Regions from separate parts of the Homo sapiens genome. Here region 2 is linked to region 1. The links are chromatin loops, found by intact Hi-C in ENCODE. Cell type or tissue: PC-9. All regions are shown on one strand. Each heading gives the region's core, and the rest is flanking DNA. Links, peaks and the distances in the headings are about the cores only.

Region 1 (15,886 bases), core at 5,097-13,096:
GTCAAAACCATCATAGATACCACTTCAAACCCACTAGGACGACAATTAATCAATGAAAAACAAGTTTTGGTAAGCATATGAAGAAACTGACACTCTTATATACTGCAGGTAGCAGATCGAAAAGAGGCAGCCACTTTGGAAAACAGTTTGGCAGTTCTTTAAAATGCTAAATACAGGGTTTTCATATAGCTCAAAAACTCTACTCTTAGATACACACCAAAGATACTTAATATATATTTCCAGTCAATAATTCGTATACACATTTATAGCACTGTTATTTACAATAATCAAAAGGTGGAACAACCCAAATGTTTATCAAATGATGTATACATAAAAGAAATGTGTTATGTCAATAAAATGGAATATTATTCACCCATATAAAACAATTACTCATGATTCAAAATACCACATGAGTAAACCTTGAAAACATACTAAGTAAAAAAAAAAGTCACAAAAGTCCACATATAGTATGCTTCCATTTTTATAAAATGTCCAGAATAGGCAAATCCACAAAGATCAATACAAGATTAGTAGTTGTCAGCAACTAGGGGGAGGGGGAAAGGAGAGTAACTGCAAATGGGTATGAATTTTCTTTTTGCTTTGATGAATATTTTCTGCAATTACATAGTAGAGATGGTTGCACAATCTTGTGGAGATACTGAATATAATTATGTACTCAAAATAGGGAATTTTAAAAATTGCATTTGTAAAAGAAAAAAAGAGGTTTAGTCTAGGATCAGCAATGTGTGTCAGGACTGCCATGAGCAATAGAAAGCCACACAAGCCACACACTGCTATGAGGTGGTAGCAGGTAGAAGAGGCCATACTTCTTGGGGGTGGCCTTTTATGCTCCTTGGAATAATGGCTATGGCTTAGGGGACCCAACCTCCATCAAATATGTTCCATTTCCTAGGTAGATTTGCTGATATTCAATGGACCATGCAGCCTTTTCTCTTGTATGTCGGTGGTGTCTAGTGAGCAATGCCAAAGTGTCTCCACTTCCCAATGGCCATTTTTTTTTTTATATACCATGGAAACTTTGTATCATCTTAGGGATAGGGATTGGGGAGAAAATTCCAAGAATAACTAAAGTTTTATCTTTTTATCATCTAAGGCGTTATTTTAACTGATTCAAAGAGATAGGGATTAAAAATAAGTTTTTTCTTGTATATCTGAGTTTGTTAACTGAGAGTCGTACTTTATACCTTTTATTGGAAACTTAAGTTGCTTCCTTAGATTATTATAAAAGATACATAAAAAGTTTGTAAAAACAAAGATCTTCTTTTGCAATTATAGCTATTAGTACTATGGAAAACAAAAACAAAAACAAAATCTTTTGATCAGGAGAATTCATTCTTGCCTCTGTTATTTATTCAACTAAATTTCCAGTTCAATCAACTGGTTGTCAATCAATTCAATTTAAATCAAATTCTATTTAATAACTTGTGTTCTACCTGTCTCTTCATGTCTCCTCTTTCCCTGATGCATCCTTTGAAAACTTTGCCTTTCCCTCCCTGCTGCCCTCTTGCTGTGTTTACTCCCAATCCATCTCTGTGTTAAGTCTCAATCCAGGAGTCGCCTCACCAGGGCTGTTTCCTTTTCACTTGCATGGGTTTGGTGCTTATGTTATAATAATCAGAGAGAAAGAGCTCATGTCTGCCCACAGAGAACTCATTAAAATAATAGAACTTATTTTGTCTAATGCTTGTCTTTCCAGTGTGTGTATTCTTTAGGCCTTGGCCATCCTGTCCCATATAGAGACTGCCATCATATTCAGAAACAGAAAATCAGCTTCTGCATCTTTTGTCCCTTCCCAGATGATCTTCAACATGTTGTGCAAAGCCAATAACAGTCCTCTTGATCATCAAGCCTCACATTTCAAACCTTTTGAATGTTTAAAAGGTTGTGCTTAAATGTGTGATATTTGCTGTTGTTAGTCAACTGCATTTTTGACCTTTTGTTGCATTGTTTCCATCTTATCAATGATCATTGTTTCAATATTAGGAATTGATACCCAAATTCTTATCTCAATAGTATGTGACAGAGGAAAAATTAAACATTCAGAAAGATTCCTCATGAAGAAACAAATTAGCTTTTCATATACAATATTGAAGCCCTAGGTTTTTGACAGGTTACTGGATTCCCCTTCTCAGACTTGTGTTTCCCAAAACAACACAAAACTATTTCCCTCACCTGAGCAAGTTGCTTCAGAAAGAAAGCAAAACCAGAGCTCTGCAGGCAAGAAGTAAGCAGGAGTGTAATCCACTTTCTTATAAAGGAACATCCTCTTCTGTCTTCAGAAATGAGGCATGTTTTACACATTTATGCATTATTATTGGTTAATTTCTCAAGTTATAGATAGATAAAATATTAAATTATACAAGTAGAAGGTTCCAATCTTGGTTAGTGGTAGCTACTTCCAGAGAATATTGCTTGCCTCCCTGATTGTTAACTGTAGTCATGAATTTACTCCTGGGCCTCCCGTGAACCTTCTCCTCATTTGTATGGGGCATATATTCCATTCAGGCTCAAAGGCTTCTGCAGTCACTCTTATTAATTTATAAAACTGGTTCACCTACAACTTTGAGTCTAAAGAGGGAAAATGGCTTGCACTGCTCCCAGAGAGAGAAGATGAATACAAGTAAAGTGAGTCCCTGAGTCATAATAATGACAACTACACCATCGTTTATTGGGAACTTACTGTATATGAAGCATTGATGGTGTATCTTTCAATTTTATTATCATTCATGTTCTTTCTATATGTTACTGCTTGATGTAATGATGAGGAGTTTGAGCTTCAGGGAGGGGGGATAAGGAAGTCAGGTGGTTGAGCCATTTATCATTTCTGGATCTTCAGGCTTGCTTAAGCCTGTCTTTCGGAGTTTGAAGTCAAGCCCCTGCCCCAACTTCCTTCTCCATCCTCCCATGTCCATTCGAAGATGTGGAGTAGAGCAAGGGAAATTTCTCTTCATAAGGCAGAATCTTTATTTCACGTGACCTTCCTGAATATATCTAATGCTCAAACAAAACATAGCAAAGTCTTTGTAACTTATCCAAATTTTTGTGAAATGCCTGATTTAAAGAACTTTTCCAAAGAATTATGGTTTCAAGTACAAGCAATAATACTGCTTACATAAGGAAGAGAATGACAAGCCCAAATTGTATGCCCTATTATAAAAATCTCATTAGTAACTGACAGTGTTCATTTGTAATGAGCTTATCCCATGTGTGCATACTAACTGTTGCTGAAAATGGTCTGTTTGACTTTTCTTTAAGGAAGATGAACATTTTCCCTGTTTATGGGATACACTTACTGAAAACATCATGTACTAATTTCAATTATTCAAATTTAGACTAGACGGAACCTGTGTCAATGAATTATGCTGTTGAATTATAACAGCCAATATTTGTGAAAGAACAACATCCCATGCAGACACCCTCTTTTCTTTTGAGAAAGGCCCACCAAGCCTGGATTCCATAAAGTATTCTGGTCTCAGGAAAGAGAATAGTATGAAATAGATTGTATTTTTTTTTCCTTTTGGGGGAGGGTTAAGATGAGATGTAAGAAGGTGGGTGGGGAGAAACTCCAAGGTAGGAAGCCACACATGGCATTTCTCCTGCTCAATTTTCTAAGTTGATATCAAATATGGGGCCAACAAATGACCTTTGACCCAACTTCATTTATAATCTCTTGGGAACTGTGCATTTGCTGTGTCCTCCCAATCTCATGCATTTACTTCCTTAAACTTCTGTCTCTGTAAAGGACTCAATGCAGCGTAGAGAATAGCTATTTAAAGGGCATGGACCATGCCACCCCTCATTTTATCCCCGCCTGTTAGCACAATGGATGCTGGAGCTTTTCCAACTATCTGTGAAGATGTGAATGTCTTGTTCTGTGTTATTTACTCTTAGATTGTCTCCAGATTTTAGAATAGGGGTGGAAAGAACTCTAAATGCAGAGTCAGGACACGTCTTTGAGCACAGAGAGTTGGAAAGTGTATTTTAGTGAAACACTTTCTAAAGAGCTCACAGAGATTAAACAGGTCACCAAGATTTTGGACAGGAGTTTGAAATTTACTTAATTATTTCTGAGAACAGGGCTGGAGGGAAAAGAGTCTTGGTGGGGATTTGCCACACTGGGTTTGAACCTGGCTGTACTTGTTTGGGTCCTCAAGGCATCTTTCTCCTCTCTGTAAAATCTGGGAATTTAACTACTATCATTTCACCTCAAGATAAATTCAGGGACCAAGAAAATTCCATTGTTTCACAAAACACATTTTCTTGGAACTTCCAGCTAGAAAGGAAGTAGAGAAAGGAGGGCAAATATATTAGTCCAAAGGGAGGGTGATGTGTTTTGTGGCACTGGGTGGAAGAGGCCCTGTGAGCTGTGCTGTTGCCTGGAATTCACTCTCTAAATGGCTGCTCCACTGTCATCTCCCATGTATGTTCCTGATGGGGATTTCCAGACATGTTGCTGCCACCAGCATCCTTCTCTCAGGGAAGGGTAGGTTCTTGTCACCAGGAGGCACAGAACCTCAAGAGAAGCACCATGAAACCAGGTAACTTGCAACTACTATAGGAAACAGGAGACGACTTAGAGCAATTCCTAGGCGGGAGAGAGGAAGCAAAGTGAGTGGACAGGAGATAGAATGTAGATGTCTTCACTACCTATGCATTACTTTCAAAGGAAACATGGCCCGTGAATCCATCCTTGTGAGGAACAGCCAACCCTCTGGCATTTAGGCAAGGCCACTTAGATTAAGAATTAAAAATCATATTTCAGCAGTTTTCTGTTTCCTATGATAAGGCTCATTTTCAAAATATTACATTTTATTAAACATAATTATATTTGAGCTTCATTTCCTCCATCATGCTTTTAGTAGCTCTAGTCTTAAGATCTCTGCAACACCCAGATCTATGTTAACCAAACGTGAACTTGTGGTTTCAGTCCTGGGTCTCAGTCTGACTGCAGGGTAAGAGCTGCAAATGCTTCCAAGAAAAATGTACAGCAAGCAGAATAATGTGACAAAAGCAATCTCTGACACCACTTTGACTTTATAAAGAAAATCATATCTACTTTATAAAGAATAAACCAAGAATAATTTCAGAAAAGTAATAGTTTCATATTACTTTAAGGGAAATTTCCTTTTAGACTAAATATCCATAATTGTGCAGTCAGTACATTCAATCCTTTATGCTGTTTTTCCCAAATGGGGCTTGAGGAGATATTTTAAATGAAAAATTACATCATATATTTCAAGTAGGTCCAGAAAGATATTTGAAATCATATTTCAACCTGTTTCTTAAAGCAAGTGAATGAAATGTGGAGGACCTGGATACACAAGCATTTTGTGAGACCATCTAAATATCAGAATATATATTACCAAGATTACAAGTGTTCAGGAACAAAAAGGCAAGAAACAAAATTATGGTATGACACTGTAAATTCCATTCACTTTCTAAACTAATAGCCAAATATAGGTTATTCATGTAATGCTTTAAAATTTTAATTTTTCATTGCTTAATGAAAAAATAAGTAATTTGGGGGTTAAAACAGTTTAATCTTTATAACATGCTTCACTAGTTCATATATTTATATAGTTGTATTATGTTAATTTTTGGCCCCATATTAAGTGGGCTTTTTCAGCTTTTTGGTCAACTGAAAAATATATATAAAATAATTATACACATATACTTTTATGTATACATATATGTGTATATATGACATATATAAATACATACATATGCATGTATATTTTTTCCTTTAATGGGATCATGAACATTGAAATATGGCTTTCACTAAATAGGGTGGTCTTCCTGGGTCAAGCTTCTTATCTTTGTGTTCATGCTGACTGACAGCAGTTCATTCAAGAAAAACCTTGTTTTATGCAAAGAAGAATGGAATAGGGTGTGTTGGAGAGAGGGTAAGTATAATACAACTCAATGCATCATTCATCAGCTCAACCTGATACCAACTCTTTGTAAACAGAAAGCCTAATTGGCCTTCCTTATCACATATTTCCTGTTGCCCATGGAAATATTTCTAAAAGTGCTTTAATACATCCTTATGTCATGTCCTGGCCACCATTCAAAAGGCCTGAAGATAAACAGGAGTGTTATGAGTTTTCCTCAGCAGGAAGTGGTCTGCACTTCACTCTGATGAAATTCATTCCTTTGAGCAGTGGCCATTGCTTAGCACCTCTGGGGAGACCGCACACTCAGAGGCAATACAAAGAAAAATGCCACTAAATTGTCCCCTAAATGGTAGGATTTATTTCAATGCTCACATACAATTGAATGAGACAAACTATTTACATAAAACATAAGTACAAAAAATATAATACAATTTATACTGTACACAATCAGGATTCCCTTGTTTTGTTCCCCCCACAAATGGCAGCTAGAGATGGTAAGAAGGGGGTTGGTAGGAAAGTGTGACTGCACACTCAGCAGTGCTGAGGATAGATCTTCAGAATGCTTTTTCATAAAGATGAATAGGGTTGAGATACAGAAACTGTCAATGCACCAAGAGCAGTAAGAGAGCACAACATATTCACTTCTGTAATAATAGCTATATATTTTTTCTTATAAACGTGTTTGTTTCTCAAAGCTGAGGCTTGGAGCAGGTGTGAGTTGCCTTCCATTGATTGGTTAGGTGACCTCCGCCCACCCCTGCTCCAACTTCCATAGTTGATCCAATGCAGCAGGTAATGAGTTTCCAGTTGCCACAATTGGTGTCTTAAGCTGATTTCAGAAAACAATGCATCTGTCAGATGTCATTAAGCAACAATCTGGGATACAGACCTAGACAGCTCTCAGGAAGCATTTACAACCAGTGAATTGATGGACAGGAAAGATAAAAGTCATGAACATTAGAAATTTCTATTGCGCACATGTAACAAGAAGGTTTTGAAGAATATCAATGCTTCAAATGTAAGGATTGAAAGAAAGTGTGGTGTGTCCATGGCCCCCTTACAAAGGACCCAGCAATCTACAAGTGTTCTAGCATAGCAACCCAAGATCCATTTTCTCATTCAAACAAAGGGGAAATGTAAAGCTATCTCATTGTTTTAAAAAGCTAAATTATAATTAAGATACATTGTCTTTTAAAATTAAATTTAAGATCAGTAACTGTCTGCAAGCTTACCAAGGGCTGAAATTGGCTTTGGAGGAGTTTCACAAAAAAAAAAAAAAAAAAAAATCTCAAGTTTATTTTGTGTTCACAAAACAGCCAACAGCAAATTAACGCAGAATGAGGCATTTAACATTTGATAACATCTTTAAAAGTTACATCAAGCGGCATAGCACAAAAGTTTTGCTATGCACTTTTGAAGAATCCAACATTGGACCAAAAGTTTGTGCATTTTCTTGCAGATGATGTAGAATCTCAGTGGTGAAACTAAGTGCTTGGGTTAAAGATTCATACTGTGCTTTGTTTCAAAGTGCAGAGGTTCAGCTTGCTTTTGGCCAACAGTCATGGTAAAAGAGAAAAACAATCAACTTCAGCAGAGATAATACTATTACTTTTCTTAACCCAAATTAAGAGTGACAACTTTTGTGAACTTGTGAAGCAGTTTTGATATAAACTTAAAAATAATCAGGCAATGTTGTAGGTGGTTCTCATTCCATGCTCACTGTATCTATACCAGTTGTCACCAGCCTGTGTCTGATTTTCCTCTATCTATGGACTTGCCTGAAGAGAAACAGAAACAAAAACCTCTAACTTCTATAGGCATCACGTTAACATTCTTATTACAGAACAATCACTATGATTTTTTTTGGAACATGTAAAAATTAAAGTGATGTTAGTTTCTAGAAGGCTAATACTGAAGTCACCTCTCTTCTGAGCATATGTTGTACCTATTCTGGTTCTACATCCCCAGTGAGGGCAAAAATCACATCTGAAGATGATGTGCTTCTTGGTCATTTTCTATTCCTGAGTTCAAAGAGACATAGGAGAATAATTTTCTTTAAAGTAAATCCAATCAATCTTCTCCTTCTAATTAGACCAATAATATCCACATGAAATGATAAATGATCATCTTAAACAAGGCACTAGCAACTTTTTCTAGGAAATTAAACTACCGCACTTACAGAGAGGGAAGAAAATGATGCTCTCATTTTAGCAACATGATAAAATAGTTCCGATTTTTCAGAGTCCAGATTTTGCTCTCAGCTTGTATTTATCAAACATTTGAATCATTTTATTACTGCCATTCATCTAACATTTGGAATATTTGGCATTAAATTGCCAAAAGGCTGAGAAAGAACAAGATCACATTTCAACTACTGGCCCCAGATTTTAGAGCAAATATGAAGGGGTGGAATAAATTTTCTTGCTTGATTGACAGTTTAAGAAACACAAAAGAGTGATTTTCTACCTCCTCTTTCCTCTTTCCAGATCTGAAAGTGCCCTTGACTAGTTCCTGCCATTGCGCCAACACTGTAAAACATGTTTGCTTGAGCAAGAATTGATATTGACTCCGATTGCAGGGAGTAAGCTTGATTGCCTTTCTATGGCAGATATGAGCTAATATGATCCATCAAAAAGGCTGTGTTTTGAGACAGCTTTCACTAGGAAGTATACATTTTGTGCCAGGCTCTGAATTGGTTTTGATAATGCCCTATGTCGCTTGCAATGTGAACTCTATTTTCAAAAGTGGATAGGATTCCCTTCCTCATGCTTCTGTAACATGTATCAAATTTCTGATAATGCAACAGATGACCACTGAGTATATCTTTGATCTATCTGCTAAAACAATGTGTACAATGCATCTTTAATATAAGTCCATAGGAAAGGAGTATTTAAAGAGTCGTTTTAGAAATCATCACCAGCAGTTCAACATTACATCTTATTTACCTTTTCTATTACCAAAAGAGAAAAGAAGCAAGGATTAAAGCAACATATTTTCCTTTGCTTTATTAGGTTAACAAGCAAGGATTAAAGCAACTTATTTTCCTTTGCTTTATTAGGTTAACATAGCAGATAACCTGAATTCCTTGGCTTAGTGTTTGTAGAGTTTAAAAAAAAATCTTTAAATCCATTATAATTAATGACCTCAATAGGGCAGAATAGCAGAAATAAATTTCACGATGATCCCCTGTCCCCAAACATTTTATCTTACATTGTGCATGGCATTCCCTTTTATGCGTTTCTTAGGTCAAAGTGAACATTTCTCTATGTTCTCCCATTTCACCCACTGCCCAAAGAAGTAAGGGGCTCAAATGGCATCTAGGGTCTGATAAGATAAGCGTAGGTAATTGCAGATAACCATAGGTAATCAAATATTGGTAACGTTGTGTCAACATGCTTCCCCAAGTGCATCAGGAAGTGATGAAGAAGTTAGGATGAACAAATGGGCTAGGCAAGGCCAAGGCCATCTGTAAACTCCAGTTTGTACCATATCATAAGTGGTGAAGAATTTGCATATAGTTAAGGTTATTAGTACCGTCATAGAAATTGATTATTGGAGGTGTGGGGCTTAAGCACAGCCCTGCCATGTGGAAAATGGTTATGCAGTCGCTGTTAATTTTATCAACCATTAGTACCTGTTGCCTCTGGTTCTGTGTTCCAGAGCCATCTCTTGAGATAGAAATGCTGAGGTCAATGGAGTTACCCCCAATGACACACACAAGAAAACCCCATTGAAGTGTAAAGGATACCCGGACCCTAAAGAAAGCTGATGGTTCAGGGACAAAGTTGAAGAAGTATCTTGACAGTATTGGGGAAATATTTATGATTTATTCTAAAAGCAAAAGGAACACTGCAAATAAGCAAATGAATATTTGTAAATTCAAATGCTAACAAGGCTGTGTTTAGACAAAACGATTAGCTGAGTATAGACTTGATATATGTTTAAGGTAAAATTCCCTTTGATATTCAATTATACGCTAATGGATCCCCTTAGAGAGCCACTTGGGGACATAGAGACCCCCCGCTAAGACTTTGTTCTTTTTTTTTTTTTTTGAGACAGGGTCTCTCTCTGTCACCCAGGATGGAGTGCAGTGATGTGATCTCAGCTCACTGCAACCTCAACCTCCTGGCTCAAATGATACTCCCGCCTCAGCCTCCCAAGAAACTGGGACCACAGGCACGCACCACGATGGCTGGCTAATATTTTGTATATTTTGTAGAGATGGAGTTTCCCCATGTTGCCCAGGCTGGTCTCAAACTCCTGAGCTCAGGTGATCCGCCCACCTTGGCCTCCCAAAGTGCTGGGATTATAGGCATGAGCCACTGCACCCAGCCTTTGTCCATGATTTTGACAGCATGACCTGCTAATTCTACCAGAGACTCCAGTGGGAACACTCAGCAAAATAGGCTTTGACTCCCACAGTTTCCATCCTTTTGCAGATAAATAAGGAAGTAAGTACACCTTTGGCTAAAACTCTGGCACTCTGGGCAGTTGATCCTGGCAGAGTCCAAGGGTCAGACCCATGGACCTGTGAAGTGGGCAACCGTTTCCGGGAACTGTCCATAGCACTTGCTGGGGTGACCAGGTCCTGCCTTTCACGTCACCTACTTATCCGACTATTTCCTCCATTTGCTTCTTTTCTATTTGCCATCACCTGTGACCCGATGGGGCCAGACCCCTGGTTCATCCCAAACCACATGACATGAACGGACTCTTCCTAGGGACAGAGGTTTCTCCCCAGCAGGGATGCCCTCACCCTCATTCAATGTTTATCGTCTCTTTTCAATTCCTTTAGAACCTCAGCCCCACACATACATTTATTAAATGTTCTTTTCTTCTCAAATATGAATGGTAACTCTAGTGAGAGCCTACTTGAACAGGCTTAGGGAACCATCCCTACAAACATGAAGAAGCTGAGATGCCTCATGTAAGTCACAAGAAGCAGCAGCATAGAAATATGCTCAGAGGGGAATGGGGAGTTCTGGAGGGAACGCCATGAGTCTGGAGACTGTGGCTCTTCTGTGCGGTGGAGCCTGACCACGTGCCCCCTGAGTTCCTTAGAATTCACTAAGTCCATATCATTCAGAGGTTACAAAACCCCAGTTTCACCAAAGCTACATGTCCCTGGAGCTACAGGAAGCCCACATGTTGTGTAGTGTGCAGAAATTCTGTTCTTCTCCTTCCTGTAAACTGTCAGTGCACTGTAAAATCAATAGTAGATGGTGATGAGTCTGGCCTCAAGAAAGGACCCTGAATAGCACTGGGAGCCACTTTCAAAGAATTTAAATGTAAGACTAAAGCCAAGCCAGCTTCCTCATGAAAACCAGCCTATCTCCAACTGTATTCAGAAATAATTTTAGAAGTTAAATAGTGATTAATGTCATTTTACATCAGGTGCAGAAAGGTGTAGCTTAAAACTATGTGTTGGTTTTTGTTCCACTTGTACCAAGAAAATAGGAAGAAAGGAAGAATTAAAGAAAGAAGAAAGGAAAGAAGAAAAGAAGGCAGGAAGGAAGAACAAAAGGAGGGAATGAAGGACAAAAACAAAGATAAAGAAAGAGAGAATGAAAAGGTCATTCAGGAATTTAAAATGTGAACCGCAAAGTTTCACCAGGACTTCCAAACAGCCCAGGCCTAAGGAAGAGCGGCTTTATGAAGGAGTTTCCAAGACAGGTGAGAGATCACACTGTGAAAGTCCAACATGTGAGGGTTCACGCGATAAGCGTGGAGTACAGAGCCAGAACATGTGAACGGTAGCTACACAGTGATGGACAAACACAACTTATTCCACAGCTGGTAAAATACTTAGAATATATCTGAAATTATCTAAACACTTGCTATTCTGTCAAATAAGAGAGAGAGAGAAAGGAAGAGAGATAAACAATTTTCCTTTGAACAGTGTGGTACGAAACAAAAATGGGATTCTTTTGCAATGCTAATTTCAAAGGTTTGTTTATATTATTAACAACATGAAGATCCTGTAGTGAGGGAGGGTGTTTTTCCCAAGTCATTGCAAAAGACTCATTAAAGACCAGCTTCGATGCCATTTAGAAACCATTTCCCATCAATTCCAGTGAAACATTCTTGAAATATTAGAATCCTCTTTACCAGGGAAAATAAAATGTCCCTTTAAGCTTACAAACTATTAGGGAAGAAGACTCAAAAATAACTAAAATGTGCTACAAAGTGAAAATGTTTTTTTCTTACAAGAAACTGATGAGATGAGTTGAAATATCTGATGATGAAAATCCAGCCGAGGAACAATTGGAGAACCATCCGGCTAGATTTCCCCTACTGAGTATGGACTTTGAGCATGTGCATATAGACAGAAGACTCTGACATATGAGGAATGAGTGAGAGGCAACATGAAGTCCCCACTGCAAAGACCCTGAATGTCATTAATCCAAAATAACTTACAGAGCCCACCTGCCATTTCAATACTGTGTCATCTCTGTAAATCTGGGTATATGAGAATATTTTGAACTCAACAATATTCATTATTAAACATAGAATTCTTCTAACACTTTCTGAAATTGTTTCTTTAAATTAGAAACAAAGATAAGGGTAAAATCACATATGCTAATAAAATTCTATGTTCCTTAGTCCCCCTACTATATTTTCTTTCATAGATCCGAAGGTTCATTTGTAAGAACACGTTTCCGTGTCTACCCAGGACTTTATCACATGCTCAGAGGCATCAGATGAACTTTTTCAGTCGTGTTCTTTTTTTCAATAATTATTCAACCAACTGCCATAGGTTATGTATTGGTTGTTTGTGAGAAAATTATATATTTTTTTCCAGGGACCTCTGTGAATGGTGTTAGCACACTCTTAAATGCTTATCGATGATCAGTGAAGAGACCACAGGGATCCCAAAAACCCTTACTTCCAGCTATCCTGACTTCCCAAGGTACATCTTGAAATGCTGTTGCCTCCATGCAGGGAGAGGTGAGGGTGAATGGACTGGGTGGGTGGGAAGGCAGCACTGAAATAAAAGAAAAGGCACCAGAGCTGAGCATCTCCTGCTCCCCTGGCCTGGAGGCAGCAAGTAACAGCAGAAACTGGGGGTAGCACTTCGTGTGGACCTGGCAGACTCCAGAAAGCCAGCTTTACATGGTATTAATGCTCGTGGTAGGGGCTGATTGCCACACATTGGGTATATCAGAGAGATGAAAAATAAAATGATTATCATTAATATCAGTTCTTTCAATATTTTCAATAACATAAAAAGTTGCTTTTAGTTATAATTTAGTATTTTCAATACTTTCACTAATTGACATCATAAATGTTCAAGATTTTTCTTTGCAGGGAGAGAGAAGGCATGGAGTCTATCCAAACGCTAAGTAAGTGGTTGGTTATTTTACAGACTGGCTCTTCAGGACGTCACTATGGACCAGACAGGTGGACTTCCAGGCCAACAGCATGGCAAGGAGCTTCCTGGAATGCCATGAAATCCAAAAGTCAGAATAAGGTGAGTTTTGCAGCAACCTGCAGAACACATCCACGCTTCATTGTGCCTGAGCCTCTGCTCCGCTGCCTCCACCAGCACCAGCAATGGCACAGAAACTGCATCAGGAGCAAGGTGGGGTGCCTCACAGTCTACTGTAACTTCTGCCGGTGTGGACCAGGTGGAATTCCTGGGCTTCCCAGGCAAGATGAAAACACTCAAGCTGCTTCCAAGAATCCCACAGCTTTATCCAGATTTGGAAAGTTGGGCAATCCATGGTGAATAATTGTTTGGCCACATTCTTTTTCTTCATTTTATGAAATATTATGGACCTATGCACTTCTTGTGGAAGGAGCAGGTCTTTCAGAGAAAGTGCCTATTTTCTTGAATTACAACATCATGAAGATTTACACTCCAAAGTTCTAAAGAAAGACTCCTTCCAATGTGGGTGGCACATTTATAAAATAATGCTCAAAAAACAAACCAATGGACTTGTCAGAAAAATAGGATGAACACAATTAAAAACTTCACACCCTGGCTCATTCAACAATGGTCAAGATTTTCACGATGTCTTATTTCAATTTTTGTTGCTTTTAAAGACGTGTATTTTTGGCAGCAATGGGACACTCTGGTGGCTTGAAATGCACTTGAAATGTATCCAAACTTCGACTCTGAAGCCTCAGAAACATGGGCAGTCATGGGGCACAGGCCTTGAGGAACTGGGGATTTACAAGAAGCCAAAAACATGAAAGCTGTTAGTACTCATCATAATTATTGAGATCTGTAAAGTAGGCATTAGAATAGGTCTTCCCAGTGAGATGTGGGTTGAAGTATTTGTTTCTTTCCTCTAGGATCAAGTTGTTTTTGTTAAATGCCTGGAAAATATATTAAAAAAAAACAGGTTTAAGAATGCTGAGTAGCATTTCAGAAATAATATAACAAGGATGACTATTATGTTGAATTTGAGCTCTCTGCTAAGACTCCATATTTTAAAATATGTTTTCTTATTTATTTGCTTCCCCAGATTATTTGCCCCATGGAGGACTTGCCTAATTACCAGAATAAGGTTGGCAGTTTGTGATATCTTCTGGTTAAGTTTTCAACTTTAGTTATGAAGTTACCACGAGAAGCAGGAGGTAAGAAAATCTAAATCTAAATCTCTAGAAAACCTAAAACTATAATGATTTCAAATTAACAGACACTTTGACTGTAACTGAATATATATAACTAAATTCGTATTCATATAACTGAATAGATATATAAGCAGCTTTCAGATGACCATGGGTGAGGACATTTATCGGAGACCTTGATGGAACTTATTTAAGTAAGGGCCTCAGGTTTCAAATGCCTTAATTGCTTTTCATCCTGAACTTATTAGAAGGTGATCACTGTAGCCATTTTCTATTAATAGTCATTAAAGTCACCTGCAGTTTCAAAGAGCTTCAACTGAGCCAGGTAGAACATATATATTGAGAGGATTAAAATGAAGATGAAGGAGGGTGCCCAATGGCCATCTGTCCAGGGTTAGTCTGGGCAAAGTATCAGACAAATGTTCTAGAAGGATTCGTTAAAGACTGGACAGCTGTCCGTACCTTCAACGTCCTTTATCTTCATGAGAGAAACATTTCTGATTATCTTAAAAGTGGCTGCTGAATCTTCAGTGGGAACACAGGACTGGGTAAATTACCTTCTGATGCCCATAGTAACAGTGATCAGAGACAAGCTGATGTGTTGGAATCATGCTCAGAGGAGCCCCTTTCTTGAGATCCAAATGTTTGTTTTGAAAGCTGTTGTTCATGGAAGGAGCTCGTGTTCCTCTTTGGGCTTCCTCCCTACTCTAGGAGCTAGTTTCTGAGAGGCCAGGAGGGGCGTGTTATTAATTCCTGGTGCTTCATTCCCCAGATCTACCATCTGAGTGAGGGGAGATGCTCATGGCTTGTGGATCTTGGTTTAAGCAGGGTCCAAGGGGAAAAGTCAATTGGTGTGTCTCCATACAGGTGGTGGAGAATAGAGGCCACATGGCTAAGAGACAAGTATGGACATTGTGGCTCCTGGGACATAAGTTCTCCCAGCCACCTGAAGTCGTAAGGACTAAAGATGTTTCTTATTCTCACATAGGGAGAAAATTCAGTTTCAAAGGAAACCACCACAGCAGAGAAAGGGCATCAAAATACTCCCTACAAGTGTTAAGGAAAACCAGGCACTTAGCAGAAATATTAAAATTCACTTACCTTGATGGCCTCCACCGAGTCGTACTTGTCCAGTTTGTTGATGTGGTTGGTTATGCTGGTATTAAGGGGGGCAGGTGAGACGGGGTGGATGACAGTCGCATCGTGGGATTGCTGCTGGTACCGCTGGCAGTAAGTATAGACGAGCAGGGTGAGGAGGCAGCCGAGGATGGAGCTGCTCAGCCCCACGGCGATCATGTGGAACATGTTGAACTCTAGGGAGACATGAGCAAAGTGATGCCACACTTGAAAAGAACATCCTGCCTAGCTACTCAAAGCACTAGGATGAAAAGAGA
Region 2 (15,886 bases), core at 2,920-10,919, 1.1 Mb before region 1:
GTCTGCACCTGCAGAAGCTACAGTAGGCACCCCACCTTGCTGCTGATGCAGTTTCTGTGCCATTGCTGGTGGAGGCAGCGGAGCAGAGGCGCAGGCACAATGAAGCGGGGACGTGTTCTGCAGATTGCTGCTAAACTCGCCTTATTCTGACTTTTGGATTTCATGACATTCCAGGGAGCTACCTGCCATGCTGTTGGCCTGGAAGCCCACCTGACTGGTCCATAGTGACGTCCTGAAGAGCCAGTCTGTAAAATAACCAACAACTTGTTTAGCTTTTGGATAGACTCCACACCTCCTCTTTCTCTGCAAAGAAAAATCTTGAATATTTATGGATGACAATTAGGGAAAGTATTGAAAATAGTGAAATATAATTAAAAACAACATGTATTTTTCATGTTATGAAAAATATTGAAAGAACTGATATTAATGAAAATTAATATTTTATTTTCCATCTCCCCAGTGTAACTAATTTGTGGCAATCACCCCCTACCAAGAGCAGTAATGCTGTGTAAAGCTGGCTTTCTGGAGTCCGCTGGATCCATACGAAGTGTGATCCCTGGTTTCCTCTGTTACTTGCTGCATCCAAGCCAGGGGAGCAGGAGATGCTCAGCTCTGGTGCCTTTGATTTTATGTCAGTGCTGCCTTCCTGCCTGCTCAGTTCACCCACCCCCGTTTCCCTCCGTATGGAGGCAACAGCATTTCAGGATGTACCTTGGGGTGTCAGGGTAGCTGCAAGTAAGGGTTTTTATGATCCTCATGGTCTCATTGATACAGACAGGAGACAGGGAAATACTGGATAGAAGAGGGTGGGTTGCTGGCAAAGGCTCCACCCTCAAGCCTGAATACCTGTGGCCCTAAGTGAGAACAGGCATTCCTGTTTTTGTGCCCAAAAAGCTGCCTTTTGGCCCACCATGCCTTCTATCCTATACCCTTATAAACGCCAAACCCCAGGCTCCAGAAGCAGGTGAGAAGATGAGGAGACAAGCCGATAAACAGCAAAATGATGCAACAGAGAAAGAGAGAAGAGGAGGAGTCTCTGAATGCCAAGAGGAGCTTGGCTGTGGATGGTCAGAGAGGAGTTTAGCTGCTGGGTGGCCAAACTCTAGGAGAAGATCCCACTCTATCCCCCTTCCAGCTCCCCATCCATCCTACTGAGAGCCACCTCCACCACTCAATAAAGCGCCCGCATTCTCCACTCTTCAAGTCCCTGTGTGACCCAATTCTTCCAGGATGCTGGACAAGAGCTCAGGATACAGAAAGTTGTCACACTGTCCCTCTGCCCTTGCAGAAAGGCAGAGGGGGCACAGAGCTGGTTAACACTTAAGCCGTCTGCAAGGCAGAGCTAAAAGAGCATTGTAACACTGGGGTTGCAGGCACCCACCCCAGATGCTACTGTGGGGCCAGAGCCCAAAGCTCTCACCCCAGCTCCTGCACCTTCCCGTCTGTGTGGTCCCCCTCCCGTAAGGGGGGTTTGAGCTCACGGCGGTGGAACAGAGGGCAGCACCCCTGTGAGGGGATTGCATGCCCTGTGAGGGGAACCAGGGAACTCTCCTGTCTTGTTATCACTGATCATTGATAAGCATTTCAGAGTGGGATAACATCATTCATAGAGGTTCCCAAAAAGAAAAAAAAAGAGATACATTTCTCACAAACGGATCCATAACCAGGACATTTTGATTTCTTCTAGTTTTTGATGATTATGAAAAAAAGCTGCTATAAACATTTGCATGCCAGTTTTTGTGTGGTCATACATTTTTAATTCTGTTGGGGAAAACCAACAGGAGCACTATTGCTGGATCATATGATAAGGTTATGTTTAGCTTTGCAGGAAAGTACAAAATTGTCTTCTAAAGAGGCTGTATGACTTTGCATTCCCACCAACAATGAATGAGAGTTCCTGTTGCTCCACATCCTCACCAGCAATTGATATTGTCGATGTTTTGGAACTTAGTCATCCTAGTGGGTGTACAGTGGTGTGTCATTGTTGTTACCTTTTAAAATTATCATTTAGCAGAAGAGCGATTGGTTTAGAACAATTTTAGCTATATTCTAAGCTATATTCTCGCCAGCCGTGGAAGAACTTTTGTTTTCCTGTGACTCTATAGCTTTTGCTCGTGTTTTCATGCCTCTCACTCCTCCTCTTGCTGTTACATGAACCGTCATGTGGTGGGTATATGCAGTGCTATCTGCCACCTCTACTGGAACCTCTTTCATAATGCATTTCTTCTTTAGGCTGGAAAGTTTGGGGTTCCTGCCAAAACTTTCTGGGGACACTTGTCACAGTTCTAATTTCTGTATAACTTTTTTTTTTTACTTTTTCTTTTTTTAATTTATTTTTTATTATTATTATACTTTAAGTTCTAGGGTACATGTGCACAATGTGCAGGTTTGTTACATATGTATACATGTGCCATGTTGGTGTGCTGCACCCATTAACTTGTCATTTACATTAGGTATTTCTCCTAATGCTATCCCTCCCCCTTCTTCCCTTCTGTATAACTTTTTAATTTTCTTTTTATCTTTCTTTTTACTGTAAGAAATGCAATTAAAGACCAATACTTTTAAACTTCACCAAGTAATTTAATCCCTCTAAGAGGAACCTGATGTCAAATGACATTAATCACAAATCACAGTTTAATTTCTATGGTTGTTTCTGAATACAGTTGAAGATTGGCTGGTTTTCATGAGGAAGCTGGCTTTAGTCTTACATTTAAATTCTTTGAAAGTGACTTCCAGTGCTATTCAGGGTCCTTTCTTGAGGCTAGACTCATCACCAATCTAATATTGATTTTACAGTGCACTGACAGTTTACAGGAAGGAGAAGGATGGAATTCCTGCACACTGGACAGCACGTGGCCTTCCCCATAGCTCCAGTGGCATGTGGCTTTGGTGAAACTTGGGGCTTTGTCACCTCTGAATGATGTGGACTCAGTGAATTCTAAGGAACTCAGGGACACTGGTTCAGGCTCTGCCACACAGAAGAGCCACAGTCTCCAGGCTCATGGCGTTCCCTCCAGAACTCCCCATTCCACTCTGAGCATATTTCTATGCTGCTTCTTCTTGTGACTTACATGAGGCATCTCAGCTTCTTCCTGTTTGTAGGGATGTTTCCCTAAGCCTGTTCAAGTAGATTCTCACTAGAATTAGCATGCATATTGGAGTAAAAAAGAACATTTAATAAATATGTGTGTTTCTGTGGGGCCGAGGCTCTAAAGGAATTGAAAGGAGATTATAAACAGTGAATGAGTGTGAGGGCATCCCTGCTGGGGAGAAACCTCTGTCCCTAGAGAGGGTCCTTTCATGTTCATGTGGTCGGGGATGAGCCAGGGGTCTGGCCTCATCGGCTCACAAGTGACACCAAGAGAAAAGAAGCAAATGGAGGAAATGGTCAGATAAGTAGGTGATGTGAAAGGCAGGACCTGGTCACCCCAGCGAGCACTATGGCCAGTTCCCGGGTCCCGTGACCCACTGCACAGGTCCATGAGTCTGACTCTTGGACTCTGCCAGGATCAGCTGCCCAGAGTGCCAGAGTTTTCGCCAAGGGTGTCCTTAATTCCTTATTTATCAGCAAAAGAATGAAAATCATGGGAGTCAAAGCTTATTTTTCTGAGTGTTCCCACTGGAGTGTCTGGTGGAATTAGTGGGTCATGCCATCAAAGTCATGAACAAAGCCTCAACAGGGGTCTCCATGTCCCCAACTGGCCATCTAAGGGGATACATTGGCATGCAATTGAATATCAAAGGAAATTTTACCTCAAAATATATCGTCTATACTCGGCTAATCATTTTGTGTGAATACTTTCTTAATGAACACTGAAGGTGCAAGCTTGATAATGTTTGGATTTGCAAATATCGTTAGGATACTTGAAAATGTTTTTCTAACTTTCAGAATAAATCAGGAACATTAACACTGTCACACCACTTCCTGCACCAATTTTGCTCCGTGGCCATCAACTTTCTTTAGCCCCAGGGTGTCTTTTACAGTTCCATGTTTTTTTGTGTGTGTGTGCACGAATTTTTAGAGTATCTTTATTGCTTTTACCTGAGTTCAGCATTTCTGCCTCAAAAGATGGTTATGGGGTGCAAAACAGCAGGTAACAGGTACCACTAGCAGATACAATGAACTGCGTCTGACTCAAAGCAGTTGTTCTCCATTTGGGGGGGCTCATACTTTAATCCCATAGCTCTAGTAGTACATTTCTGCATAAGTAGAGTATTCCAATGGCAACCTTAAATCAACTCATGTGCAAAAACTTTGTCATTCTTTTTAAAATGATTGCATTGGTTCTGTCCAGTACATCTATTTGTTGATGGTGTACTTGGTGATTTCTCTGGACACAACATAGTCAATATTTGATTACCAATCAGCAGATTATCTATGTCAGACACCAGAAAAACATTCTGAGTCCCCTGCTTCTCTGATCAGTGGGTGTGAAATGGGAGAAATAGGGTAATATTCACTTTGACCTGAGAAATGCACAGACCGTAATGTTAAATATTGGACAATGCATTGTCATGTTGGATACAATATTTGCAGACAGGGCACTATTTTAGAATTTATTTCTGCTGTGCTTCTCCATCCAGGCCATGAATAGTAATAGATTTATAGTTGATTTAAGAAATTTTTGTAACTCAATAAATACTGAACTAAAGCATTCAAATTATCTGCTTTGAAACTGTAAATTTTTGTTCTAATCCTAACTCTCTTCTTTTTGGATACTGAAAAACAATGAAGGTGATGCATTCTCCCAGCCTGATTGCCTCTCTGCAATGTCGAAGTATTGGCAGTGATTTCTAAAATAGCAATATTTTATACACTTTTTAAAATGAGCTTAATATTAAAATGAATTATACATTTCTCTGAGCAGATGGAACAATGTTTTATTCAATTTTACTATAGTTTATTTTCAGAAATTTGATATAAAAACATCAGGAATAAAAACCTGCTCTCTCCTGAAAATATGGTTCATGTAGAAAAGTGGCTTAGAGATTAATAGAAACTTAATTTAGAGACTGATATCAACTGCACAGTTACTAGTAAATGTCATTTCATATAGTCTGTTCTAAAGATCATATTAGCTCATCCACTAAAAAATCAAGCTTATTACTCATGATAAGAGTTGATATCAGATCTAGCTCAGATAAACTTATTGTACTATGTTGACAAGATAAAGCTAGCTAGTCAAGAACACTTTCACGAAAAAAGAGAAAAGTAGTACAAATTCTTTTCGCAATGCTAGTGGCAAAAAACCACTCTATGATATTTATTAAACTAAAATGTAGGTCAGACAAGAAATTGTATTCCACCTCTTATTTAATTAGTAATCAGAGGTCAGCAGTTCAAATGTGCTCCCTTTCCTTCTCAACTGTTTGGCAATTTAATGCTATGTAACGTGAAACACGTAAAATGTCTCAGTGTTAGATAAAGAGTCACAAGATAGAAGGGAGATCTGGATTCTGGAAAATCCAGACTTTCCTTCTAACCTGTTGCTAAGAAGATCACATTGCTGGCTTTCATCTCTGTAAGTGTAGACAGCTCAACTTCCTACAAGAATTTGCTAGTGCCTGTTTAAGGTGATGGTTTATCATTTCACCTGGATGTTACTGGTTTCAATTAGAAGCAGAGGATTGACTGGATGTACTTTAAAGAAAATTGATTTTATAATTCTCTTTGAATTCAGAATAGAAAATGAACAATGAACGCATCAGCACTCTCCACCGTAGTGCCAGAAGAGCTGCAGGGGGTACTTAGAATTTAGTTACAGCAGGTTAATCCAGTATTCAGCATCCCAGAATATGATGTCACTCTAATTTTACACCTTCCCAAAACAAACAAATGAATAAACAAACAACTTCCAAAACCACTGCAGTGTTTTACACTAGGAATGTCAGCATGACGCCTATGGAAATTGGAATGTGTTACTGTTTCTCTTCAGACAAGTCCATAGGTACAGAAGAAAGCAGGCACAGGTGGTGACAGCTGGCACAGATATGGTGCAGGGCTAAATGAGAGTCACCTAGAACATTGCCTGATTTTTACTTTTTAAAGTCAATTTCAAACTGCTTCACAAGTTTACAGAAGAGCTCACCCTTAGTTTTGCTTTCTCCCAGTACGGTGACTGTTGACCGACATAAAACTTGAACTTAGGCACTGTTAAAGGTAGTACACTAAGCTTCAATCTGAGCATCTAGATTCAACACTGAAACTCTATATCACCTGCAAAAATATGTGTATATTCAGTCTAATGTAGAATTCTTTGAGATGTGTGACAACACCCTTGTGTTATACCACTTCGTGTGACTTCTGAAGATATCATGACATTCTAAATGCCTCTTCCTGTGTTAAATCTCTGTTCCCTATTTTGTGATGTAACTCTTTACAATTGTTTCATTTTGTCATCGGATGTTCTCTAAAGCCAAATTCAACCCTTGATAAATGTGTGATGTCCATGGCAATAGGAAATGCGTGACAGGGTAAGCTGGCCAGGTTTTCTATTTATAAGGAGTTGGTGTCAAATTGATATGGTTTGGCTCTGTGTCCCCACCAAATCTCGTGTCAAATTGTAATCCCCAAGGTTGGACCTGGGGCCTGGTGGGAGATGACTGGATCATTGTTGCGGGGGAGGGTCCTTCATGAATCCCTTGGTGCTGTTCTCATGATGGGGCTCTCAGGAGCTCTGGTTATTTAAAAGTGTGTGGCTCCCTGCTCTCTCTCTTACTCCTGCTCTGACCATGTAAGGTATGCCTACTTCCATCCCATCACTTTGGGAAGCCAAGGTGGGCAGACCACAAGGTCAGGAGATCGAGACCATCCTGGCTAACATGGTGAAACCCTGTCTCTACTAAAAATACAAAAACATTTTCCGGGCGTGGTGGTGGGCGCCTGTAGTCCCAGCTACTCGGGAGGCTGAGGCGGGAGAATGCCGTGAACCCGGGAGATGGAGCTTGCAGTGAGCCGAGATCGTGCCACTGCACTCTAGCCTGGGAGACAGAGCGAGACTCCGTCTCAAAAAAAAAAAAAAAAAAAAAAAAGATATGCCTATTTCCCCTTCTCCTTCCACCATGATTATAAGTTTCCTGAGGCCTCCCTGGAAGCAGAGGCCGCTATGTTTCCTGTACAGCCTGCAGAGATGTGAGCCAATTAAACCTCTTTTCTTTATAAATTACACAGCCTCAGGTATTTCCTTATAGCAATGCAAGAATGGACAAATACACAGATCCTCTTGAGGAATGATGTATTGAGTTGGGTTATAGTCACCCTCTCTCCAGCACACTGAATTCTTCTTTTTCGCATAAACTTGTTTTGTTTTGAATGAATTCCTGCTATCAATCAGCACACACAACACAAACATGTCTGACTAAGGAAAATCACTCCATTGAGTGAGAGCCTTATTTCAATATTCATAATCCCTTAAAAAATATATGTACACTCATACATCCATGTGTGTTTACTAAGGCCCTCTTGAAATGAAGGCAAAAAGAAAAGAAAATGCCCAAACGCACAGCTATATGAGCTAATGAAGCAAGCATATTACAGTGATTAAACTGTATCTTAAACTCTAAATAATAAAATATTGACATTTTGAAGAATTTGAATAACAGCTTACACTTTTTTTCTGTGAGTTTAGAGGTGAATTGGGATGAAGAAGTGTGTCCTGACACAATTTGCTTTTGGGCAACTTTTTTTTTTTTGAAACTTCCTTTGCAACTCTAGTGATCTATATTCTGAAATGATGGTTTCATATGATGCTTTTATAGGTAAATTTTTATAGAATCTGCTTCATTTTTTCCTAAATAAAATTTGAAATATAATCTAAAATGTCTGTCTGTACCTACTTGAAATACGTAATGTAAGTTTCCATTTAAATTTTCACCTGTAGCCCAGCTTATTCAGGATAGCAAAAATGGTTGCATGCACTCACTGCATCACTGTAAAAAGTCAAATATAAGAGGAAATCATTCTTAAGGTAATATCTGGACCAGTTTTATTTTTCTGGAATATAGTTGATTTATTATTTTCTATAGGACACATACAAATAGAATCTGAAATTACTTTTCTCTGATTAATTGGTTTTGCATAAACTTCCTCGTGGAAACATGAAGCTCTCACTGTACCCCGGAAATCATAGTTAGAACCAGGAAATGATAACATAATTCCGGGCATTGCAGAGCTCTTAAGGTTTCTGTAAAGGAGAGCTGTGGACTCACGGGACAGCATGTCTCTGAGAAGGGGGAGAACTGGACAGGGGAGAGAGTTGGAAAGGTTGTCAGAATGCTGAAGGAAGAGGTTCTTCTTGTTTCTAGCCCAGGGGAGAGAGATGGGTAATAAACAGAAAGGATTCAAATAAGCTCAAGAGTAACTTTTTTTAGCTTGTTCAATGCATGCAAGATTTCAGTTATTCTGTTTTTCTTTCTCAAATATGCAGCACCTACTCCTGGACTTTTTTCAACAAACCAGTAGTTTTGTCTTTCTCAATTTTGGTGATGGCTCAAAGGCTTTCCAGATAGAAACATGGGCATGTCCTCTGGAGCTCTGGAGCCCGTATCTGAGTTCCCAAAGAAAGATTTGGGTTTTCTGTACAAGTTTTCTCCTAAAAAGTTTAAAATAGTAAATTTATCTACTAAAATGATAAAAAAATAGATTGAGAGATTTTAGGCCTGTTTTACACAAGAAAACAAGGAGAGTTGGGAACACTTTTATATTTAGCTCTTATAGGTTAACATTATGTGATATTTCTATAGGTCTCATAACTTTTGCTTTTAGATGAAGTGGTTGTGTTTGACTTGATCATAAATGTTTTAAATTATAAGAGATGCTATAAATCCTGAAAATTTCTATAATTTAAAAATCTCAATGCATTAATTATATGACATTTTGTACTTCACACCATTAAGTCAGAAAACCCAAGCCCATCCATCAGAATTTAAATATCTTAACATTTTCCATTTTTGTGTGTTGAGTCAAGCTACAGAAAACACAGCTTTATTGTTCTTATCCAACATTTCAAATATCATCAATTCCTAGTAGAAAACTGCTAAGCAAATTAGTCTGCCAGTTCTAAAAATATGTCAAAACAGACATTGGCATTTTCCCATGATATAAGCAGTAATTTTAAAGAGTTTGTAGACTTTATCCATCCTTCCTTCCTTCCTTCCTTCCTTTTTCCCTTTCTTTCATTTGCAGTTTATTGTTGATAGAATATAGGAGTGTTTTATATATATATATATGTTGATATAGCCCCTTCAGGGTTTTGGCCAGTGGGAGGGGAGGGTGATAAGGTGGAGGAAGCTGCATCTGGAAGGTGGTGAAGGAAATGGGCAGGGGTTCTGAGCTGGGTGGTGGCCACTGATGGGGACAAAATACACATCCAGTGAGTTCCCAGAGCTCAGGGCTCCCAGATGTCATGTAGCTCATTCTACTGCTCACCATCCACATGGCTGTTCAGAGGTTATCACCTCCCTAACCCCCGCAGTCCTTCAAAGCCCTCACTCTTGCCCTACAATCCTTGCTGTCCCCCTCCTCTCTTGCCTGGCCCTCTCACCTTTGTATTGCCAGTATTGAAGTGAATGAATGGCTTTGTAGTAGGTCACTGCAGTCTAAGCTGTCTATGGTCATCGGATTGGGAATGAAAACTGAGAATGCATCACCTTTTTCATAAGGCTCTCCTGACCTATTGGGGTCAAAAGATACAGTCTAAATTAAACCTTGTACTCTCAGGGGTGCCTCCTCCCAGAAACATTCCAGGCAAAACATTTTCCTTCTGTTTTTTTCATGATTTGCTCTTTTACTCAACTCCCAGAAGAGCAGAAGAGTAGCAGTAATGGCCCTGTGGATGCTGATGCATTTCTTGGCAAGGCTGGAACGAGGAATCTGATTTGGGAGGATGGGAGGAGCAGAGGAGATTCACCTAAGCCATTCAGGACTTGTGATACCTGTGCCCAAGCACCATCAAGTCAGGACATGTGGACAGCCGTGGGGCCATCATGGTCCACTTTGATTAGCCCACAAACTTGAACCTGAGCCTCCTCCTCTGGAGGCTTCAATCATGGACAGCAGCTCCTTCTAGAGCGGTCCAGCATGCATGTGTCTTTTCCTACATCTTCTCCAGCTGCGATAGCACAATGTGGAATCAACCATGCATGCTGACTCTGCCAGAGACAGAGACTGTAGTGAGGAAGGCTACAGACCTCCTCCCACATCTGTGCTAAGGGCAGCTCCAGTGCAAAAGTTACTGCCTGCTGGACAAGTCTGCCTGACACATAGGCTGCAGGGAGGGTAATCTGAGCTGTGATGGATATTTCCTAATTAAGTAGCTCCTAGTGCCTAATCTTCCTTAGTGAAATTTGAACTCCATGACCTTAGATAAAAAATTGAGTAGAACTCTTAAACTTTTACCCCAAGATGGGTCCTCACTATTGTAGATATGATCAGGCATGAGAGCTGGTCTGTGAAACATTGGAGCTATGTCCTGGGGTGACCAGATGTCCATCTAAAATACAGGTATTACTTTTTGAATAAACTCCAGGGACCAACATATAGACTTCCTGGTAATTGCACTATAGATCCTGATGAAAGGCGTCCAAAGATGTCACTCAGGTTTTGTATGAGAATTGTAAATCCAGTGAGGAATGGAATGCTGAAAAAGAAAGGAGAGTCTAGGATGAGTATGATTCCAGTGGACCTGATTAATTTTGGCCTCTAATATAGTGGGGACAAAGGAAAGGAACAAAGAAACCCCAAGTAAATCCTTAGCCAACAGAGATTCAATAAAAATAAAAAATTGAGAATGCTGATTTTTATAAAACTAATATATTCCTAAACTTTTGAAGTTGATATAAAAGTGGCTAAAGGAAGCTCAGGAGACATGATTTATATAGGCATGCAATATTTTCTAGATTTGAAAGGCTTTTGTTAACTCCCTCACAAGAGACAAAATATGTGATCCATACATAAGGTGATAGGCAAGAGCATTTACAAAGGTCTGTGAGAGGAAAGCGGTCTCTAATTCTACAACCAGCTCCTAGAGTATAAAGGTTAGCAGTTGGAGCGACTGAGTATATCAATTCCTTTCTAATGGCTGGGAGAAGGAACAGGTTTCAGGGTAGCCAAATGTGAGAGCACAGTGCTGTTTATGCCAGAGGGAACCAAGGGAAAGAATAGAAAGCTCCCTGAAACCCAGCTGTAATCCAGGGAACAGGATTACATTGCAAAATAATCATGCACGCATCAGTGCACTTGAGAGGCATCCTCTAAGCTGGGGCCAGGCCGGGCATTATCCATCCATTCAGCCTCCCAGGAGAAGCTCTGGACCTCACTGGGGACAGCACAGGGCAGCACCTGGGAAATGTACATCTGTGGTTAGAGACAGGCAGAGAAATTGAAGTTGTTTTAAGGAAAGAATAATATAGAACAAAAAGGCCAAATGCTTGGAGCAAGACCAGCCCTCATCAATTATAAGGTCCTTGCCTGGCTCTGCATTTGAGTGGTTTTTTGACCTGAATAAATTTGGGGAAATTTGAAAACGAACTCGTGCCAGCCAAATGCCTGGAGCAGTGCAAATGGAGTCACATATGCAAGTCTCAACGTGAACTGAAAATATGATCTTACATCTGGTTCTGCCACCTTAACCATGCTGAGAGATGCTGAAACACTCACTGCTTCTAGCTTGGAGTATGCCAAGAAATGGCAGAGTCCATTTAAACCCACAAACTTTTAGTAATTCAGGAGATGCAGTGTTGATACAAGGAAGTAAAAGATTCCAATGATCTGCCTTCAAGAAGTTCACAATACAGTTAGAAAAACAGAGACCCTACATTTACTGTTACACCATGGCCAGAATTACACCACCAGTGTGGACCTCCTGTGCCCTGGGAAGCCTGGAAGGGGAGTGAATGGGTAACTAGGAGCAGTGTAATTTCTTAAGCGATTTGATCTTTGAGGGGAACTCAGGTCTTTGAGATCGTTTACATTTTAAAATTTAAAATTTTACAATGTAAAATTTACTGTTACATTTACTGGGGTGCAGCCTAGTGAGCCTGCTGGTGCCCTCAGCTGCATGAGCACTTCTGCTCCAACCCACCCACTTCCTGCCACTCTCCCAGAGGGAGCCGGGTGAGAGAACATTGGCGTGTACACTGGATATGAAGTGTGGATGTGCATGAGTGAATTCTGGATTCGTGGGAGAACAGCATCACATAACCATGTGCAGTTTGCAGACAAATGTGGGATGATGTGTCCTTGAACACAATAATAGAATCACTGCATGTGTAGAGAGTGGTTCTGAAAACCTTTTCATAAAAGCGGAGATCACATGGGAAATGACTGGATTAATGAGGACCAGCGTGATGGACTTTTTAAAGGATTTTAGTAAGGCTAAGAAATGCCTACGCTGAGATGTGACTGGCATTCATTAAGGAATGCCCAAGTTTAGTCCTTTTCTTTTTTCTTCTCATCGTCCGTTTCTTCCTGTCTTCACAAAATGGAAGGCATTTATCAAATCAGGTCAACTGACTGCATCCAAACATCTCACTGCTGGGGAGGGACTGGCACCTACCTGGATAAACATAATTTCTCAAAAGTCAAATCTTTCACATCAGCTGAATCTCAGTATGGATCTATTCTTGGTAACGGCAATCTCATAGAAAGATATTACTTTTCTGAAAATTCAGTCATTCGTCATATGCATATGAAAAGTAAGACTTTGCAAAGCTTAAACAAATTTGTTAATTGTTAGCTACCCTACTCTTCACTCAGTAGGCTTAAACGAATTTTCTAAGGACTAACTGTCCTACTCTTGGCTGAGTATTCTCATTTGTGAAGCACTAGATGAGGAGTGATGTCGTGCAGAAGATCTAAGTCTACTGTGTACAGCTCTGAAGTAACAATCGAGGAGCGTCCTCAAGGCCTTGTTGTGAAGTTGCCGTGGGGATCACGAGGGAGCCCCATGAGATAGAAATAATTGGCTACTTTCCTGAAAAGGTAGGAGTTGAGCAAATCCTGAAGGGCAGATGTTGACAATCAATAGTTGTGCTTTTTATGCAAAGGAAAGAGTATTAGTGGATGAAAGGCAGTGAGATTGCATGTGTCATGTTGCAGTGGTTGGTGGTAAAGAGATGAGTTTGACAGGGACAGAGCATTTCTGTGGAGAGAAGCATGAAGGAAAGAGAGGAGTTAGACCTGGAAGAACCTCACAATGAGGATTTTGTCTACCTTTGTCGCAAAACAAAAAGAAAGAAACAAAAACAACTCTCACTTCTGCAGACAAGTGGCTTTCACTTAACTTTTGTTTTATGTTGTAGAGCTTCCTTCTTTCTGAAATAGAAACGTTTATGTGGAACACAAATATGTAGGACAGTTAAAGGCCGAGCCAGTGTGGCCATGGGGTGGGAAGGATGTGCTTTTCCTGCCCCATTACCCATGGGCCAGGGGCTGCCAGCACCAATAGAAACCTCCAATCAAATTGCTATTTCTGAAAGAATCTGCACCCTGGAAGCCCTCCCTGGGAAGTGATAATCCATTCGTAGAGCCAGAGGCAATGACTACAGCACAACCAGGTGGAAAAGGTTTTGTAATTGCAGAGTGAGAGAAAGATGACAGGTGCATTGAGAGAATGAAAACTCCCTCGGGTGGGAGACTGTGCTTTTTTGTTATAAATGGACCCTCTGTTGTCTGCGTCAGCAAATGTCAAATTGCAAAGCCTGCAGATCAGGATACTGGGGCCAGTGCTCAGTGCTTAGAAAATAACCAACTGTCCTGTTTATCTTAAAACTCATCACTATTAACTTTACAGTTTAGTCAGGTTATTTCATTTCAGGAACTACAGTTTGCCAGTGTAGTAAAATTAAATTGGGACCCAGGTAACAACAAATCCTACTGTTGGGCTGTGTAAGAATTTGGGGAGCTTTTGAAGGTCATCCTTTGTGACAAACTATCAAAGTCATTTGGAAACAACAATGAGATATTACCCAACTCAGGTGGAGATAGAATTTTGCTCACTTTGGCAAGGATAATTCTGCCAACAGAAATAAAAGATTAGATGCTTGGAAACAACGGAGAGGAAGGGGTTGAGGGAAAAATCCAGGGCATGTCTGAATCGTCTGAATCCTGCGTTCACCTTGTCAGACCTGGACACCAATGTCTACAAAAATTTGACAGCCTAAAGTGGAAAACCAAGTGAATATGTCTAACTTTCAAATGGATGCATTAGAAAGAAGGTTGCCAACTTTTGTCTCTTTGGGAGAAGATTATTGTATCCACTAAATCACCTTTGGTTTACCTTTTTGGTTTACCTTTGGGTTTACCTTTTTATGATAAGATGGGTTTTGAAACACTTTCCCATAAGAAAGCTGGTCTATATTGCTTTTTTTTTTTTTTTTGGATAGAGTTTCCCTCTTGTTGCCCAGGCTGGAGTACAATGGCATGACCTAGATTCACTGCAGCCTCCGCCTCCCGGGTTCAAGAGATTCTCCTGCCTCAGGCTCCAGAGTAGCTGGGATTACAGGCACCCGCCACCATGCCTGGCTAATTTTTTGTGTTTTTAGTAGAGACAGGGTTTCATCATGTTGGCCAGGCTGTTCTTGAACTCCTGACCTCAGGCAATCCACCTGCCTCAGCCTCCCAAAGTGCTGGGATTACAGGTGTGAGCCACCACACCCAGCCTACATTGCTTTTATAATATCATCTCCAAAGTACTGCCGTCAGCATGCCCCACATCCAAGCTTTCCAATTCCCTGCAGCCCACTCTAGTAACACTCAAAGAATAGCTCTAAGGAAATAAAAACTACAGAAAAAGTCGTGATAGCCAACACTTTAACATAAAAAATGCCTAAAACCTTTTAAACTAAATTGTTTCTTAAAACAGAAGATTTTGCTAATTAGAATTAAGGCAGACTGTACTGAGATTATGTCAAGGAAAGCATTTTTGTCTGTGTTTAATTTACTACAGTTGTATTTAATTACACAGTTAAGAAGAGTAAGGAAAGTCTCAGGAGGGTGATCTTCGAGTACTCAACACCTAGGCATAAGAAACTTTGGAGTTTCCTGTATATTCTGTTTTTCAGACACACAAGGTCTCAACCTTTGCTATAAAGAGATACTACATTTATTTTGAATACTGAGAAAAATGACATTCTTCAGTAAATGCACATGGCAACTCATGTATAGAAACAAGCTCCTTGTTCAATGGACCTTCCAGTAACCATGGCAGCCACGAGTCTCTGGGATCATTTCCCTTAGATGCTGCCATGAGAATTCCAGTCTGTGGAAGATGGCACTAACATGGAATGCCTTCCTCCTCAACCTCTCAGCAATGTACACATGCCAACTACAGAAAAATGCTGAATAAGTTATAGTAAATGTAAAATAAAAGTGCATAGCTGAGATTGCAATAAAGAAAAATAAAACCACAGGTACCTAAAATGAGTGGGGATTTCCATCCAAAGCTTGAGTGGGTATTGAGCATGTTGAACATGAGAGTGGAACACCTCTGTGGAGACATCAGAAGCAAAGATTGTCTTGAGTACTAGATATTCAGTGTTCCTACAAGGACAGTTATTTTCTTGAGTTTGGTGGGAAGAGACTAGAATTAAACCTGTTTATGTAAGGCCAGAATATAAGGACTAAAAAACATCTGTTCACTGTCTTTTTTTTTTTTTTTTTTTTTTTTGAGATGGAGTCCCACTTTGTTGCCCAGGCTGGAGTGCAGTGGCACCATCTCGGCTCACTGCAACTGCCGCCTCCTGGGTTCAAGCAATTCTCGTTCCTCAGCCTCCTGAGTAGCTGGGACTATAGGCATGGCCACCAGGTCCAGCTCATTTTTATATTTTTAGTAGAGATGGGGTTTTGCCATGTTGGCCAGGCTGGTCTCAAACTCCTGACCTCAAGTGA

What was found. Peaks named below come from ENCODE experiments on the same cell type or tissue, not always from the same donor. Only the 100,000 strongest peaks of a DNase experiment are listed, where the experiment ranks them.
Region 2: a loop joins it to region 1, with 7 times the contacts of the local background. A loop is called at or near these places in 2 of 110 quality-filtered maps.

What each region holds. Positions count from the first base shown.
Region 1 is chr5:9,028,780-9,044,665 of GRCh38, forward strand. SEMA5A (semaphorin 5A) reads right to left here. Exons shown (of 23, transcript NM_003966.3): 22 at 15,594-15,805; 23 at 6,254-14,237. The coding sequence ends at 14,118. Among named protein-coding and RNA genes, the nearest start is that of MIR4636, 17 kb to the right of the region's middle. In PC-9, for the core only: no CTCF peak of the experiment used is centred there; no DNase peak of the experiment used is centred there.
Region 2 is chr5:7,930,647-7,946,532 of GRCh38, forward strand. No RefSeq gene overlaps it. Among named protein-coding and RNA genes, the nearest start is that of MTRR, 69 kb to the left of the region's middle. In PC-9, for the core only: no CTCF peak of the experiment used is centred there; no DNase peak of the experiment used is centred there; H3K27me3 peaks cover 6,007 bases.